Linked DNA regions of Homo sapiens: region 2 is linked to region 1. A link is a contact called in ENCODE Hi-C data. All regions are on one chromosome and are shown on one strand. The core of a region is the stretch at or near the end of the contact, and the rest is flanking DNA. Distances in the headings are between cores, read along the strand shown.

The links. A loop is a pair of places that touch in the nucleus more often than their neighbours do. Pooled maps may share reads with other maps.
Region 2: a map with no recorded cell type shows a loop between it and region 1 (13-fold over the local background). The contact joins two enhancer-like sites. A Hi-C loop is called at or near these places in 3 of 37 single-sample maps with no recorded cell type and 2 of 50 pooled maps.

Annotation. Positions count from the first base shown.
Region 1 is chr9:135,986,819-135,994,723 of GRCh38, reverse strand. No RefSeq gene overlaps it. Among named protein-coding and RNA genes, the nearest start is that of UBAC1, 29 kb to the right of the region's middle. RefSeq lists enhancers at 1,088-1,765, 1,746-1,805, 1,766-2,443, 3,121-3,798, 4,476-5,154. Within about 2 kb of position 4,648, at least 10 of the 41 ENCODE cell types and tissues checked have a DNase peak (open chromatin) inside an H3K27ac peak, as active enhancers do.
Region 2 is chr9:137,145,564-137,153,468 of GRCh38, reverse strand. GRIN1 (glutamate ionotropic receptor NMDA type subunit 1) reads right to left here. Exons shown (of 20, transcript NM_007327.4): 3 at 7,567-7,743; 4 at 4,360-4,460. Among named protein-coding and RNA genes, the nearest start is that of GRIN1, 10 kb to the right of the region's middle. RefSeq lists an enhancer at 1,719-2,038. Within about 2 kb of position 1,953, at least 4 of the 41 ENCODE cell types and tissues checked have a DNase peak (open chromatin) inside an H3K27ac peak, as active enhancers do.

The DNA.
Region 1 (7,905 bases), core at 3,399-5,898:
GGGGCTCAGCTGGGCTTGCACGTGAGCAGGTGGGTGGTGGCTCCTTGCACAGTTGCGTCCCCAGCGGCCGGGGCACAGGGATGAGAGGTGGAGACGTGGCTCTGCCCCCAATGCATTCGCCTCTGTGGTGAAGACGCTCTGGGGGCAACACTGGCCCCTCCAAGGGCTCTAACTTCATCCTGCAGAGGATGGCATGGTGAAGGGTTGGCCTGGACTGGGAGTCCCACCCATGGGACGTTATTGGTCACAGGGAGGAGCTGGGGTGACGGGGGCTGGCCCAAGGCCAGGGGCTCCCTGGTGGAGGAGGGGCTGTCCCTGGGTACTCTGGCCCCAGGCAGGGCCGCCTGCCCTCCCTTCCAAGCCAGGGGTGGTTTTGGCCAGGGCTGGCGGCTCAGAGTCCAGGGTCCAGGGTGGGTGGCCTCTGCAGAGACAGCCATAGGTACCAGTGAGTTCACAGGAAAGGAACCCCAGGGGGTCACCTAGCGGCCCGGCTCCCGTCACATCAGGGAGGAGGCAGAGGGCAGTGGTCAGGGCAGCAGGGGAAGTCTTCGTGCTGGAGATGGCCAGGAGCAGGCTCTGCAGGGTGTCCAGGACACAAGAGGGAAGGGCGGGCAGGCAGCGGCATGGCCCGAACCCAGGCGCGATGCTCAGAGCCCAGGCCTACCAGAGCCCCACCGGGAAGGGAGGAGGGCCAGGCAGCCACAGAGCTCCTGCAGCCTTGAAGGCTGGGTCAGGAGCAGACACCTCTCCCGCCTGGCTCTGCAGTGCCTGGGTCACTGGTGCCCTCGGAGAGCCGGCCAGGCCAGGCAGACCCGCAGCAGCAGTAGTGGCGCGCGCCGCTCCCGGGACCGCGCTTTTCCGCTGCCGCACTGAGTTATGTGCTGGCTGCTTTTGTATTTAGAGAGTGGAGCAGATGGTGGGTGCAGTAACACTTTAAATTAAGGATTCCAAATACACATTAAATTTAGATTTAATAAGACAGTTATTGTATGGAAATTCAGGCCCGCCGATTATTTTGAATATTGGAGTCTGATCACCTACAGCTCCGATGGCTGCGATTTCCACTGAAGGCGTGTGGCAGCTTGTCTACCCAAAGCCCCCGAGGCCCACACCCTCAAGCTCCAGAGCCTGCCCCTCCGTTCCTTCCTCAGGGCCCAGGAGGCCAGTGAGGGGCAGGACATCACAGTGGCTCCTGCGGGGTGAGCCCCCCACGGCCGGGAGCTGTCCTCGGCGGCCTGGCAGATGCCCTGGAATCCACCCGTTTTGTCCATTTTGCAGGAAAGGAAACCAAGGCTCAGAGGGGAGAAGCCATGTGGCCCAGGCCACTCTTACAGGACCGGGCTGGGAGAGGGGACACCCATCTGCAGGGCAGAGGCTGGCCCGGGAGGGGAGCCTGCTGCCGCTGGACATCCTGGGCCTCAAGGACAACCTTGAGGCCTAAATCCCCAGCCTGTCCTGGCTGGTCGGGGCTTCTTCCGTCTCTCCCAGGAGAAAAGCCTCGCTGAGCGAGGGCAGTGGGGAAAGGGGGCGGGGGCACTTCCCGGCCACAGCCCCTCCCCCAGCAGCAGCCTCCCTGTGCTCCTGGTGGGTGGAGCAGCCTCGGGAAGGGGGATTCTGGGAGCTGGCCAGCCCCCACTCCCCGCAGGCCAGCCCATCTCAGCCCCCACAGCCCCAACTTCCCCTCAAACCAGGGGCGGGAAGCTGCTAAGTGCTCAGACGATTTCTTATGGCCACGATAAATCTGGTCTTTTTGTCCCTCCAGAAAAAGAAGGGGGGCAGTCAAGTCTCCACACCGGACGAAGCCTGAGCCCTCGCAACTGCCGGCAGAGCCACGCCCGCCCGGCCACAGTTCCTGTAACCGGCAGCTGCACTGTTTGTAATCACTGCTTGGCAGACATTTATCATCCGCTCCGGGGAGCAGAGAGGCCTCAGTGCAGGCGGGTGGCCTGGCCGAGGGCTGGGCTGCCCCGGGAGCCGCATGGCCTCTCTGTGCCTAGCCTAAGGCCCTGCAGGTGCCCAGCAAGGCAGGAGCACCCCTAGCCTGGGCAGGAGGCTGGGATGCTGGAAGTGTCAGGGGCCTTCAGAGCGTCTAGCCAGGGGCCACCTGCCACCTGGGAGCCGGGCCAACCAAGGTAAAGCCCTGCCTTCCTCCAGGAAGGGGGCCCTGGCGTGGGGCCAGGCTCAGCGCTTTCCTCTGCCCCTCTTTGTCACCTCCAAGAAAGGACCTTGGGATGAAAGAGCCGGGAGATCCCAGAGGGAGGTGGCTGCCCTAGGTGGGAACATCAGGACCCCCAGGGCAGGGGTGAGCCGTGGCAGGGGTCTTCCCTGTGGCCAGTTGAGCTCCAAGGGTCTGTCCCTCACCCTCTGGGTAGGGTGGCCAGAGGGAATACATAAGAATACTTAACACCCAGTGAAATTCTCATTTCATACTAACAACAAATCAATCTCTAGTGTATGACCCATCCAATTTGGGGGCATATTTCTATTTTAAAAATTCATTGTTTATTTAAAATAGAAACTTAGGTGGGTGTTCTGTTCTTTTCTGGTGAGCTTCCCTTACCCCATGGGGTCTCCCCTTGCTCAAGACCCCCAGCTCTGTTCCCCGCCAGACCCCGCTCCATCCTGTCTGGTCCTCTGCCGGGTCTCTGCCATGTGGTCTTGGCCACCCCGACCCCTGTGCCGAGAACACCTTCCCTTTTGTCGTGGCCGCCCCAGCAGGGAGCCTCTTCGGACAGGGCGAGTGGTGCCTCTTGTTCACGTGACAGCGCACTCACAACTCCAGCAACGTCCTTGTTCACAGCCCTCGTCCTGGTTTTCCAAGAACCCGTGTTTGTATTTTATTTTTCCAGACCGGTCTTACTCTGTCGCCAGGCTGGAGTGCAGTGGCTTGTGCAGTGCAGCTCACTGCAATCTCCATCTCCGGGACTCAAGCGATTCTCCCACCTCAGCCTCCTAAGTAGCTGAGACCACAAGTGTGCACCACCACACCTGGCCAATTTTTTTTTTTTAATTTTTGGTAGAGATGGGGGGTCTCACTATGTTTCCCGGGCTGGTCTCGAACACCTGAGCTCAAGCAATCTGCCCACCTCAGCCTCCCAAAGCGCTGGGATTACAGGCGTGAGCCACCATGGCCTGAACTCGTATGTTTAGATCGGTGTCCCCCACTTACTTTGCACACAGGGGCTCAGGACTGTGTCTGCCCTGCCGTCCCCCTGGGTTGGGCATCAGGCTGCCCCTGCTCCCCTGCCCATCACAGCCCAAGGGCTGGATGCCACTGGCTCTCAGAGCCTCCATTTCCTGGTTCCTAAAGGGGGAGGGCAGTGCTGGCCTGAAAACTTGGCTTCTGGTGACAGTGGCAGGAGCCACCTCTGCCTGCTTTTCTCAGGGAACGGTGGGCAGCCCATGGAATCACGGGAGAGACAGGAGAAGGAGGCCCAGAACGCCCAGAACAGAGGGACCTGCATGGCCAGACCCTGCCAGACTCACGGGCGCAGGCCACCAGGGAGGTTGGGCCCAAGCCCTGGGAGGTGCCAGTGGCCCTGCCTCTACCCCAGGTAGATCCCAGGGGTGAGGTCTGTGCCCTGCCATGGGGAGCCTGGGGAAGCTGCTGGGGCCTCTGCCTCCAGCTAGAGGCACACGGCAGAGAGGGCCCCACATATAGGGGCACCCTGAAAATGGCAGGATGAGGGAGGAGGGTAGGGGTCTGCACACGGCATCTCTGGGTTCTTGGGGATATCAAACAGGATGGGGCTGTGATGTGACTGTCTGACTTCAAGACAGGGGAGAGGAGAGGAGAGATGGGGAGAGAGGGGAAGGAAAGGGCGGGAAGTGAGGGGTTAAAGAGGGGTGTGGAGAGGGGAGGGAAAGGGCGGGAGGGGAGGGGAGAGGGGAGGGAAAGGGCGGGAGGGGAGGGGTTAAAGGGGGGCGTGGAGAGGGGAGGGAAAGGGCAGGAGGGGAGGGGTTAAAGGGGGGCGTGGAGAGGGGAGGGCTGGGGAGGGCAGGTCGGGGAGCTGCTGCACCTGCAGAGGCCAGAGGCCGCAAGGCTGGCTCTCTGCTCCCTGTGTGACCCTCTGAGGTGCCCGGGGGGCGCCGTCTGCTCCACGAAGCAGCTCCATGCATGCTTTGTGCATGTGCTTCCTGAATTAAAAAACAGTAACAGTGACAAATGGCAACGCCACCACAGCAAGCCTGCCCCGTCTCTGCCTGCAGATGCTCCCACAGCTCCTGGGGAAGGAATTTACCCAAAACGGACAGGGCGGGTTCTGCCCACCTCAGCCCTGCAGCGCACCTGGGATAACAGACAGAGAAGGGGCCTCCCATCACAGGGGTCCGAGGCCCCCTCCCCACTGAGCCCTCCCTCAAATTCTCCCCCGGTGCCCATCATGACTGCCCCAGAGACCGGAATCCAGGAGCCTGCAGGGTGTGGGGGTGCTGGCTTGGATCCAGGCCCCAGGCCAGGCCCACAGCGGGGGGCGGGGGGGCAGGCCCGGTGGGAGGCCCCCAGAAGGGCCCAACAGCCCCAGCAGCCCCTCTGCTGCCTCTCGCTCCTCCAAGACCCGCCCGCGGGCACTGCTCACTTCTGCGTAGTCTAACCGGGGAGGTTTCAGCCGGGAAGCTGTCGCCGGCAGTCTGCAAACATCCCCTTCCCGCCGCCGCCTGCCAAGTGCCACCAGCACCGACAGCTTGCTGCGCAGTCGGTCGCACAAGCTGCCTGGCCTGGCACCGGGCTGCTCGCCGGCCTCCCACAGGAGTCAGCCGGGAGTCTGTCCCCGGATGCGCTCAGCCTTGCAGCCTCCCCCAGGGCTCCAGGCCCTGTTGTGTCCCCATTCTGTCCAGGGCTGTGTCCTCCATGCCACCCCCCACAGCTGCCTCTGCAGTCCCTGAGTCCCCGTAGACCCGGAGGAAATCCGGAACCCCCGTGGCTAGAGATTAAAGAACTTTAGGAGATGGCAAATTTCGGAAGAGTTGAGGAGCCCTAGAAAGGAACATGAGTGTCACCGAGCCTTGGGGACCGGCCACCCTATCACCTTTCAAGGTCAGCCCTGCACTGGCGCCCAAGGTTTCCACCTTGAGCTTCTATACGGGAGCTGATGCTGCGTGTCTGGTCGTGGCTCTCCAGGGACCTGGGATCTTATCTGCCTTTGGGATTCCCTCCAAGGGTCCCTGCAGCTCCTCTGAGGTGCCCTCCTTGCCCAGCAGACACTGAGCATCGACACCTACTCTGGCTAGGAGAGTGGTCGTAGGCCTAGGCCTCAGCCAGGCAGAGAGTAAAGCCCCCCGCCACTGCTTTGGGAAGGGTTCGGCCACCCCCGCGTGGGCCCACTCTGCCAGAATTGGCCCCCAGTGGATGTGAGGAGCTGGTGCAGTCACACCCTCATCAGCCCTGGAGCACGCTGGCAGAGCAGCCTCTTGGGGGGGCCAGAGTCCTGGCCCCACCCACACCCCCATCAACCTGTGGAGGTAGACTGCAGCCCAGACCACGCCAGGCTCTGCAGAGCCATCTCCCTGGGCCTTCTGCTGTGGGGAGGGGGAGGTCAGGGCCACCCAGGAGTCCCCTAGCCTCAGGGCCCTGTGTCCCCCAAGTCCAGTGCCCAGCCGAGTCTCTGAGCTCCGGCCAGCCCTGAGGCTCCCAGGCTCCCGTGAGCCCCTGGGATAGCACTCCAGGCTCAGCCTTCAGGACTGGGTTGCACAATTTAAAATTAATAATCGCGCTGTCTCGTGGCCTCATAATTAAGTGTCTGTTCATCCCCATTATTGTCAGAGAGTGATTTGTTGTTCTCTGGGCACTGAAAATCAACCTGCTGAAGGGAGGGGCCTGCGAGCCTTCGGGACAGAGCTGCCCGGGGAACACGGTGCACCCACCTCCCCCAGGGGCCCAGAGGAAGGGGCCCAGCTCCACGCCTCAGGCTGGGGACCCTCGGCCTCCGCTTACTTACCAAACACTCTGGGGGCTTGGAGGTGGCTCTGGGACTCTCCCATTGCCTTGGGGGCTGCCAGGCAGAGTGCGAGGAGGGGCAGCTGCTTGGTCCGATCCCGGGGCTTGTTTTCCAGCAAGCCTGGCCCGGCTGCCTCAGGCTGAGACTGTGAGCAGATGCGGAATGCTCCCGGGTGCTGTGTTCACTCTTGTACCCCAACGCGCCTGTGCACACAGACACACACACGTGCACATATGCACACACGGGAACATATTAAGACTAAAGGCGTCTCCAGGCGTCTCCTCTTAGGAGTCCCACTTGCGGCTCAGCTTCTCTATCAGGAGGGGATGATGATCCCATGCCTTCCCCTACTTCTTACGCATGAGGTTCTGCTGAACGATGGTAGAGCCAGCAGCCTGCCAGTCTGTCTCCAGGAGCCCCCAGCCCAAGCGGGCCCCATCAGGCGGGGCACTATGAGGGTGGGGCCACCTCGCTGGTCCCTGCATCACCTCTTGACTGTCTGGGCCCTACCTGCTTCCAGCGAGCAGTGCCCTGGAGTCGCCTCCTGTGACACCTGGCTTGTGAGTCGGGTCCCCGGGGAGCAGCCCCTGAGGCTCTGAGGGACTCTGGGAATCCCAAAGCTGGCCACACACTCCCAACCCAGGGAGACTCCCCACCCAGGGAGGGGCGTGCTCATCATTTGAGAAAAATCCAGCAGATGCTCAGGTCCTGGAGGATGTGCAACCCCAGCCCTCCTGCACCAACGCCCCGCGCTCCGCCCGGCCCCAGAGGCCAGAGGATGGGCGGGGGCCAAGGACGGGGGCTGCTCATGGCAGAGATCACCTAGGGGTCCTGCCTCAGGATCCTGTGGGCTCCCAGGGGGACCCATACTGGAGGAGGGGATCCACTCTGGCTTGTGGTCCCCAACAGCAGAAAGAGGGGCACCCCCTTCTGCAACGCCACACAGTTTCCCTTGGGACCAAGGATCCTCTGACAACTGGCCTGTGACCACACGGGCCCGAGCTCACGGGGGCCAGTGTCAGAACCCGGCGTGGAGTCTGGAAAACCCTTACATCCCAGAGTGACCCAAGGTCATCCTGCAACCACGCTTGCCACCTGCAGACATAAGACTGGGCAGGGATAGGACTGTTTAATTTTCCTTTGGGCATATTTATTTATTTATTTATTTATTTGTTTATTTATTTTATTATTATTATTTTTTGAGATGGAGTCTCTCTCTGTTGCTCACGCTGGAGTGCAGTGGTGCAATATCAGCTCACTGCAACCTCTACCTCCCAGGTTCAAGTGATTCTCCTGCCTCAGCTTCCCGAGTAGCTGGGATTACAGGTGCATGCCACCATACCCAGCTAATTTTTGTATTTTTAGTAGAGATGGGGTTTTGTCATGTTAGCCGGGCTGGTCCTGAACTCCTGACCTCAGGTGATCCACCTACCTCGGCCTCTCAAAGTGCTGGGATTACAGGCATGAGCCACCGCACCCAGCCCCTTTGGGCATTTTTAAAATCGGGGCTAAAGCAGATAAAGGAGATTTTTTTTCTAAGGAGGAGAAAATGCAAAGTCATGAGCTAACAAAAGAATTTGGTCAAACGTGACCTTCTAATAAGAATTGACGTTAAAATTATGGTTTTAGCCATATTTCCTTTCAGGAGCAGTTAAAGACGCTTTTTGAAGGTGAGAAAATTAATTTTTGAGTTTATATTACACACTGTAACACAGAGGGCTGTGCACACGGTGATGACATTAACCGTCACGTACTTGGCAGAGGCAGTGTGGACTCTGGCCGGATGGGATCCCGGCTTGCTGGGCCTGGACAGAGGGGCTGCACCCCCATGTCTCCAGCCAGGGGAGGGGCAGGGGCCCAGGCCCCCCGGGAATGGCAGTGGAGGGCTGGACCACCAGAGGCCCCGACCAGCTTGTCCGAAAGGGTGGGCTGCTCGGAGCCTCCTGTGAGTACCAGGCCGAACGTGCAG
Region 2 (7,905 bases), core at 704-3,203, 1.2 Mb before region 1:
GTGGGTAGAGATGTATGTGTAGTGTGACTATGGTGCGTACATACATTTGTGTGTGTATGCATGGAGCATGTGGTGTGTATGTGGCATGTGCATACATGCGTATGTGTTGTGTATGACCTATACACAATTCTGCATGTGTGGGTAGAGATGATGCATGGTGTGACTATGGTGTGTGTACATACATTTGTGCACATGTGTATGGTGTATGCATGGTGCATGTGTGTACACGTGGTATGTGGCATGTGTGCACATGTGTATGTGTTGTGTGTGACCTGTACATGATGGTGCATGTGTGGGTAGAGATCTATGAGTGGTGTGACTATGGTGTGTGTACATACATTTGTGCACGTGTGTGTGTGGTGTATGCATGGTGCATGTGTGTACACGTGGTGTGTATATGGCATGTGTGCACGTGTATGTGTTGTGTATGACCTGTACATGATTCTGCATGTGTGAGTAGAGATGTATGAGTGGTGTGATGGTGTGTGTACATGCATTTGCGCACATGTGTGTATGGTGTATGCATGGTACATGTGGTGTGTATATGGCATGTGCATACATGCGTGTGTGTTGTGTATGACCTGTACATGATTCTGCATGTGTGGGTAGAGATGTATGCATGGTGTGACTATAGTGTGTATACATGCATTTGTGCACGTGTGTATGGTATGTGCATACACATGTGGTGTGTGGTGTGTGCTCATGGGCATGGATGTGTGGTATGCACGTGGTTCCTGTGTGCCCTGACCATGTCCCTTCCCCTGGGCTGGCCTTTTTCTTAGGGCCATGTCTGGAAACGTGACCTTGGCCCTGAGGCTGGCAACGCGGGGTCAACCTGTGGGACCGCAGTGCACGGCTCAGGGGCTCACAGGCCGAGAAAAAAAAGTGGAGAAAACGCCCCCTCCCCTCTCTGTGGGGACCTGGGCATGGCGGGGTTCTGTGGATTGGTTTTGTATGTGGTTTTCTCTCCCGTGTCCTGTTGGTCACTCCAGTTAGAATGTAGGGATCAGGCAGGTCTAGCTTGATGTGAACTTGTCTATTGCAAAAGTGGCCAACAGTGGAACAGGTATGTTTTAGGGCAATCGATTCCTTGAGTTGACCCATCTTGGATGAAGAAATTCCACTTCCCAGCCAGCTGTCTGTCCATTTGTTCACCTGCCCATCCATCCTTTTATCCCATCACAGCTACAGAATTTCTCTCAAGCTCTGTGATGAGTAAGGGAAGTGTAAACAATTCAGAAAATAACAGAAGAGGCCACAAGTGGCTGGGCACGGTGGCTCACTCCTGTAATCCCAGCACTTTGGGAGGCCGAGGCGGGCAGATCATGAGGCCAGAAGATTGAGGCCATCCTGGCTGACATGGTGAAACCCCGTCTCTACTAAAAATACAAAAAAGTAGCAGGGCGTGGTGGCAGGGGCCTGTAGTCCCAGCTACTTGGGAGGCTGAGGCAGGAGAATGGCGTGAGCCCGGGAGGTGGAGCTTGCAATGAGCCGAGATCGAGCCACTGCACTCCAGCCTGGGTGACAGAGTGAGACTCCATCTCAAAGAAAAAAAAAAAAAAAAAAAAAGAGGCCACAAGTTCGAGACCAGTCTGGCCAACATGGTGAAACCCCGTCTCTACTAAAAATACAAAAATTAGCCGGGTGTGGTGGCTTGTGCCTGTAGTCCCAGCTACTCGGGAGGCTGAGGCAGGAGAATCGCTTGAACCCAGGAGGCAGAGGTTGCAGTGAGCTGAGATTGTACTACTGCACTCCAGCCTGGGTGACAAAGCAAGACTCCCTCTCAAAACAACGAAAAAGGAAATTAACTTCTGAGAGTCTGGCGGGGCTTTCTCTAAGAGGGGCTTTTTCTGGGCGGGGCTTTTTCTGGTAGGGGCTTTCACTGGGTGGGGCTTTCCCTGGGTGGCACGTTTCTGGGTGGGGCTTTCTCTGAGTGGGAATTTCTCTAAGTGGGAATTTCTCTGGGTGAAGCTTTCCCTGGGCGGGGCTTTCCCTGGGTGGGGCTTTCTTCTGGGTTGGGCTTTCTCTGGGCTGGTCTTTTTTCTGGGTGGAGTTTTCCCTGGGCGGGTCTTTTTCTGGGCTGGGCTTTCCCTGGGTGGGGCTTTTTTTCTGGGCGGGGCTTTCCCTGGGCGGAGCTTTCCCTGGGCGGAGCTTTTATCTGGCCAGAGCTTTTTCCTGGGCGGGTCTTTTTTTCTGGGAGGGGCTTTCCCTGGGCTGGTCTTTTTTCTGGGCAGGGCTTTCACCAGGCGCGACTTTTTTCTGGGCGGGACTTTTTTCTGGGCGGGTCTTTCCCTGGGCGGGGCTTTCCCTGGGCGGGACTTTTTCTGGGCAGGGCTTTCCCCGGGCGCGACTTTTTTCTGGGCGGGGCTTTCCCTGGGCGGGTTTTTTTTCTGGGCGGGGCTTTCCCTGGGCGGGACTTTTTCTGGGCGGGGCTTTCCCTGGGCGGGTCTTTTATCTGGGCAGAGTTTTCCCTGGGCGGGTCTTTTCTCTGGGCTGGGCTTTCCCTGGGCGGGTCTTTTTCTGGGTGGGGCTTTCCCTGGGCGAGGCTTTCGCTGGGCAGGGCTTTTATCTGGGCGGGGCTTTTTTATGGGCGGGGCTTTCCCTGGGCTGAGCTTTTATCTGGCCAGAGCTTTTCCTGGGCGGGTCTTTTCTGGGCGGGGCTTTCCCTGGGCGGTCTTTTTTCTGGGCAGGGCTTTCCTTGGGCTGGTCTTTTTTCTGGGCGGGGCTTTCCCTGGGCGGGCTTTTATCTGGGCAGAGCTTTCCCTGGGCAGGTCTTTTTTTCTGGGCGGGGCTTTCCCTGGGCGGAGCTTTCCTTGGGCTGGTCTTTTTTCTGGGCGGGGCTTTCCCTGGGCGGGCTTTTATCTGGGCGGAGCTTTCCCTGGGTGGGGCTTTCCCTGGGCAGGTCTTTTTTCTGGGCTGGGCTTTCCTTTGGCGGGTCTTTTTCTGGGCGGGGCTTTTATCTGGGCGGAGACTTCTCTTGGCGGATCTTTTTTTCTGGGCGGGGCTTTCCCTGGGCGGGCTTTTATCTGGGTGGAGCTTTCCCTGGGTGGGGCTTTCCCTGGGAGGACCTTTTTTCTGGGCGGGGCTTTCCCTGGGCAGGTCTTTTTCTGGGCGGAGCTTTCCCTTGGCGGGTCTTTTTTTCTGGGCGGGTCTTTCCCTGGGCGGGGCATTCCTTCTTTGGGACCTGTGCATACCCTTGGGACTTTGCCTGGTCACGTCTTTAAAAATCTTTTTTCCTGGAGCCCAGGCCAACCCTCCCTGGGGCTTGCAGTTGGATGAGTGGAGTGGACAAGTGACCTGTGAGCTTAAAGCCGAGTGCAGGGGGCGTAATGGGGGACGATTAGTGCCTTTTTATAGCAGCTGCAGGAGGAGCATGTAAGGCCCCGTGGGCAGCTCTAAGCAACAACCCTACCTTGGGCTGGGGAGATTCCTGCCTTCTAGTCCGAGGAGCCCTGGCTGGCCCCACCCTGCGTTCTGCCCTGGTGAGGGGGCTGCATCTGTCTCCGTGCTAGAGGGTCATTTGATGGACCGTGGAAATGGTGGTCTGCCCTGGGACTGAGAGTGTCGCCGGCTCTTTCCCATATGCAGGGCTGGAGGGCTGGGCTGTGTTCCTCCGGGTGTTTCACTGCTGTTTTGCTCCGCTCTGTTGGAGCCTAGCAGAGCTTTTAGGTCAGGGACAGTGGGGTTTTGGCTGTCCCATGGGGCAAGGCTCCTCACCCTGCCCTTCCCCACTCTTGCTTTTCCTATTCCCAGTCACCCAGGCTTTTCCTTCCCGGGAGAACCTAGCCATTTGCAAATAGGGAGCTTTTTACAGTGGGCTCCACCCCAAGGTTGCTCTGTGGCACCGGACCTGTCCAGAGCAGCTTGATTTCCCGGGTACCTAACTGATTTCCCCCTAAGCTACTGCTGCAGCTGTTGCAATCCTTCAGTTGGGAAATCTGGCCCTCTCCCTGCTGTGGGCCTTTTCGCCTGGCACACCTGCACATCACTTCCCTGGGCCTAGTCCCTGGCCCCAGGCCTGGGCCTTGTTTGCACAGGTTTGCCCCCTTGAGTTGCGGGGCTTCCCAAGGGCAGGGTCTCTTCCATATCCCTCTCCCACAGCCCAGCTCAGGGCAGCAGCAGCATGTGACTGTGGAATGGGGAAGGGCCCAGGAAGGGAGGGACAGATGGAGGGTGTCACATCAGCCATGCCGATAGGAGTGTGGGTGCGGGTGGGGGTGGGGGTGGCTGTCCTTGGTGAAGGTGCTTTGGAAGCTGAAGGTCACTGTGCCCAACAATGTCCCAGCTCTGGCTCAGATGGCGGGTACTTGGCTCAGGTACCATCCTGTGTGGAGTGTGTAGGGCCCTGCCCAGCCTCACCTGGCAGAAAGGATGATGACCCGGGCCTCCAGCTCTTTCGCCTCCATCAGCAGGGCCGTCACGTTCTTGGTCCCTGGGTCAAACTGCAGCACCTTCTCTGCCTGCGGTGTGAGCAAGAGTGTTAGCAGGCGGCTGGGGCAGGGGACATAGCGCCTCAGGGGTGAGAGTTGGGCCGGAGCCGCTGGGAACCCCGAGGCAGCTTAGCTAGGGCTGCCATGGTCTGCGCCTGCCACCTGCGCCTCCGCCTGCCTTCCTCAGTCCTTGCCTGGCCTGGCCTCGCCTCTCCGGTCCTGTCCTGTCTTCAGCCTGCGCGCTCACCTGTGCTCGTTCTGTGCTCTCTCTGCTCTCTCTGGATCTCTCTCTCCACCTCACTCCTGTCCTCATCTTTGCACTGAGCATGCAAGCTGAAGTGGACCCAGACTCAGGAGGCGTGCAGCGGACGGGAAACAGAAAAGAGTTTTGGAATGCAACCAGGAAAAGAGATGGGGCTGACTTTTCCAAAACCATGGGAGGTCCTCTGAGGTTTGATTCCGCAGGCCCCTGAGGAGCAGCCCGGCCCCGGCGAGTGGGTGGCCAGGCGGGCGGGCTCCCTCCCGGGTTCCACGAGGAAACCCTTGGGGTCTCGGAGATTCGCATGCACTTCCCGGAGAGCAGCTCCTCCTGCAGCCGCGCCTGCCTCGAGGGTGCAGGCTAGGGTCACGGCGGGTGGGCCTCAGGCACCCACGCCGCCACGCCTGCCCTCTCCTGCCTGCCCTCTCCTGCCTGCTGCCGGCTGCCTCTCCTCATTGCTTGGGCCTGCGGCTCGGCGGCTGGGCCAGACAGTGGCCCTAGTGGCCGAGGCGCCGAGGCCAGGGCTCCCTAGCCGTGGGTGGCGTGCACGTCCATGCATATATACCTTGGGTCCGCGCTTGTTGTCATAGGACAGTTGGTCGAGGTTTTCATAGTTCCTTTTTTTACTCTGATGAATAATGTGCACAGAGAAAATATGCAGACACAGAAGAAGATTATAAACGGTTGAAAATGACGGCGCTAAAGCAATCACACCACCTCCTCGGCACGTCTGCAGACGGGCTCCTACCTGGAGCTCGCAAACACCGAGGCCCGGGGCGGGGCTGGGGGCCGGGGTGGAGCTGGGGGTGAGGGTCGTAGGGGCGGGGCCGTGGAGGCTCCCTGCCACGAAGCTGTGCTCTTGGAAACGGTCGCTCTCGGGAGAAAAGGAGGCCCTGTCCGCGTCCACCGTTCGGAGGGAGCCCCACCTGCCGCCCCCACCCTGCCGTGCACCTGCTGTGTGGCCCCAGCAGTGCCCACTCCAACCTGTGTCAGTCCTGAGTGGGAGGTGAGCAGCCCCCCCGGGGCCTGTCCCCATGTCCCTCCCCCTCCCTCTCCTTGGTCTCCCTCTGCCTCTCAAGAGACCGAGGTATCCTCACTAACTGGGGTGCCCACGCCCTTCGGCTCGCATATGCGCCCAAGAGGGTGTGTGTGCGTTATGTGCGCCTGCAGGGGTGGCATGCGCCTGTGGGTGTCAGCATGGGAGGGTTAGTCCACAAAGGCCTGTGAAGGTTGGGGAAGGGCCAGATGGTCTGAGCATGCTTGTGTGTGTGCATGTGTGCATGTGCGTGTGTGCGTGCTTGTGTGTGCGTGTGTGCATGTGTGTGCGTGTGCATGTGTGCATGTGTGTGCCTGTGCACGTGTGTGCGTGTGTGCATGTGTGTCTGTGCTGGCTGGCGCAAGTAAGGGTGAGCATGCACATGAGGAGCGCACCTGAGCGTGTGTCCAGGTGTGTGTGTGAGGAGCGCACCTGTGCGTGTCCAGGTGTGTGTGTGAGGAGCGCACCTGAGTACGTGTCCAGGTGTGTGTGTGGCGCTGGAGCTGCATGGAGGCAAGCCTGAGCCTGTGGCCAGAGGTGTGGAGTGTGATGGGAATGTGTGCATGCACCTGTGAGTGAAAGCAGGCAGTTGGGTGCGCAGGGGTGAGTGTGTGATGGGAGTCCGTGGCCGTGGGTGGACATGCCAGAAGGTGAGGGGCCTGTCGAGCGCTGGGGTGAGGGGCCTGTCGGGTGCTGGGGGGGAGGGGCCTGTCGGGCGCTGGGGGGAGGGGCCTGTCGGGCACTGGGGTGAGGGGCACTGTCTTGGGTGGGGCCCTTGGTGCCCATGCCCCTCCCCCCCAAGACTCAGCAGACCCCCCACGACAGTACTCCCAGGACCCTCTGGTCTGCCCCTGGCTTTACCCCCGACCCATGCCCTCTGGTCCCTCCCGGGGCCTGGGGTGCCTTGGGGGGTGCTAGGTTGGCCCTAAGTCCGATGAAGCCAGCTCTGACACGAAACATGCTCCCAGCCACCCATAGGTCTGGCCCTCCTCAGCCTGGGCCTCCTCCCACTGCTTGATCAGGAGCTGGCCCAGGTGCTGAGCACCCAGGGCTCCGGGGGTCTGTAGCCGAGAACCAGCTCTGCCCCAGACTGCAAATGGGAGTGGTAAGGAAGGGGAAAGGGGTCGCTCGGACCCCCCCAAATCCCAGCTCTGATCTCTCTGCAGCCCCACAGAGTGGACGCCTGGCTGTGTTGGGGGTCAGTGTGTCCTAGAACCAGGTGGCTAATGGGTCTTGGTGAGGAGTGCAGAGGGAGCCCTGTGGTGGGGGCAAGGAGGGGAGTGGAGCCCACAGGGGCGGTCCAGGCTGGGGGGCAGGTGTCTGTGGACAGGGCTTTGCTGAGCCATGAGGTGCAGAGCTTCAGGGGAGGCCACGCGGGGGAGGACAGGGAATGGGCCCAGCCAGGAGGGGACAGGCCTGCAGGGGCGGTATGTGGGGGTCGTGTACAGGGGAGACCTTGCCCAGAGGGAGGCTGCTGGGGACTCAGGACAGGGTGGGCGGGAAGGGTGACGAGTCCCAAGCCCGGCTGGGGCCTCCAGGGAGCGAGGGGCATGGGCAGGAGGAGGGGACGAGGGCGCTCGGCAGCGCGGGGCAGGGGTGTTTGCGGAGCTCCAGGTGGTCTGGCCCTCGCCCCGCAGGGACTGACACGAAGGAGATTTCGACTAATGGCAAAAGCGAGTGAAATGAGCCGAGGACAGGCTGGGGCGGGCGCTCGCCAGACGTGGTGGTGCTGACCATGCACGATGGAAAGAAGAGGGTGTCACACACGGAGCCACAGACACAAGGCGGCCCGTCCTGCACCTCGGCTCCGCCAGGCGCCCACCCGCGGCGCCGACCCTCACCTTGGACTCACGCTCCTCCAGCAGCGTCTCCAGGCGTTTCTGAGCCGCCCGGCCCTCGTGGTCGTCGCTGACCAGCAGGATGATGTGGTTCCAGCTGTAGACACGCATCATCTCAAACCACACGCTGGACTGGTGGGAGTAGGGCGGCACGGTGCGCAGGAAGCTCAGGTGGATGCTCTGCGGGAGGCGGGGGCACGGCGGGCTGAGGTGGACCCGCGGGGACCCGCCCTCCCACCCGCCTCCCACTGCCGGAACACCCGCCGGAGGCTGGGAACCCCCCTCCTCCCACCCCTGTCCCCACCCCCATGGGGACACGTTCTAGACCCTGGGACCCCCTCG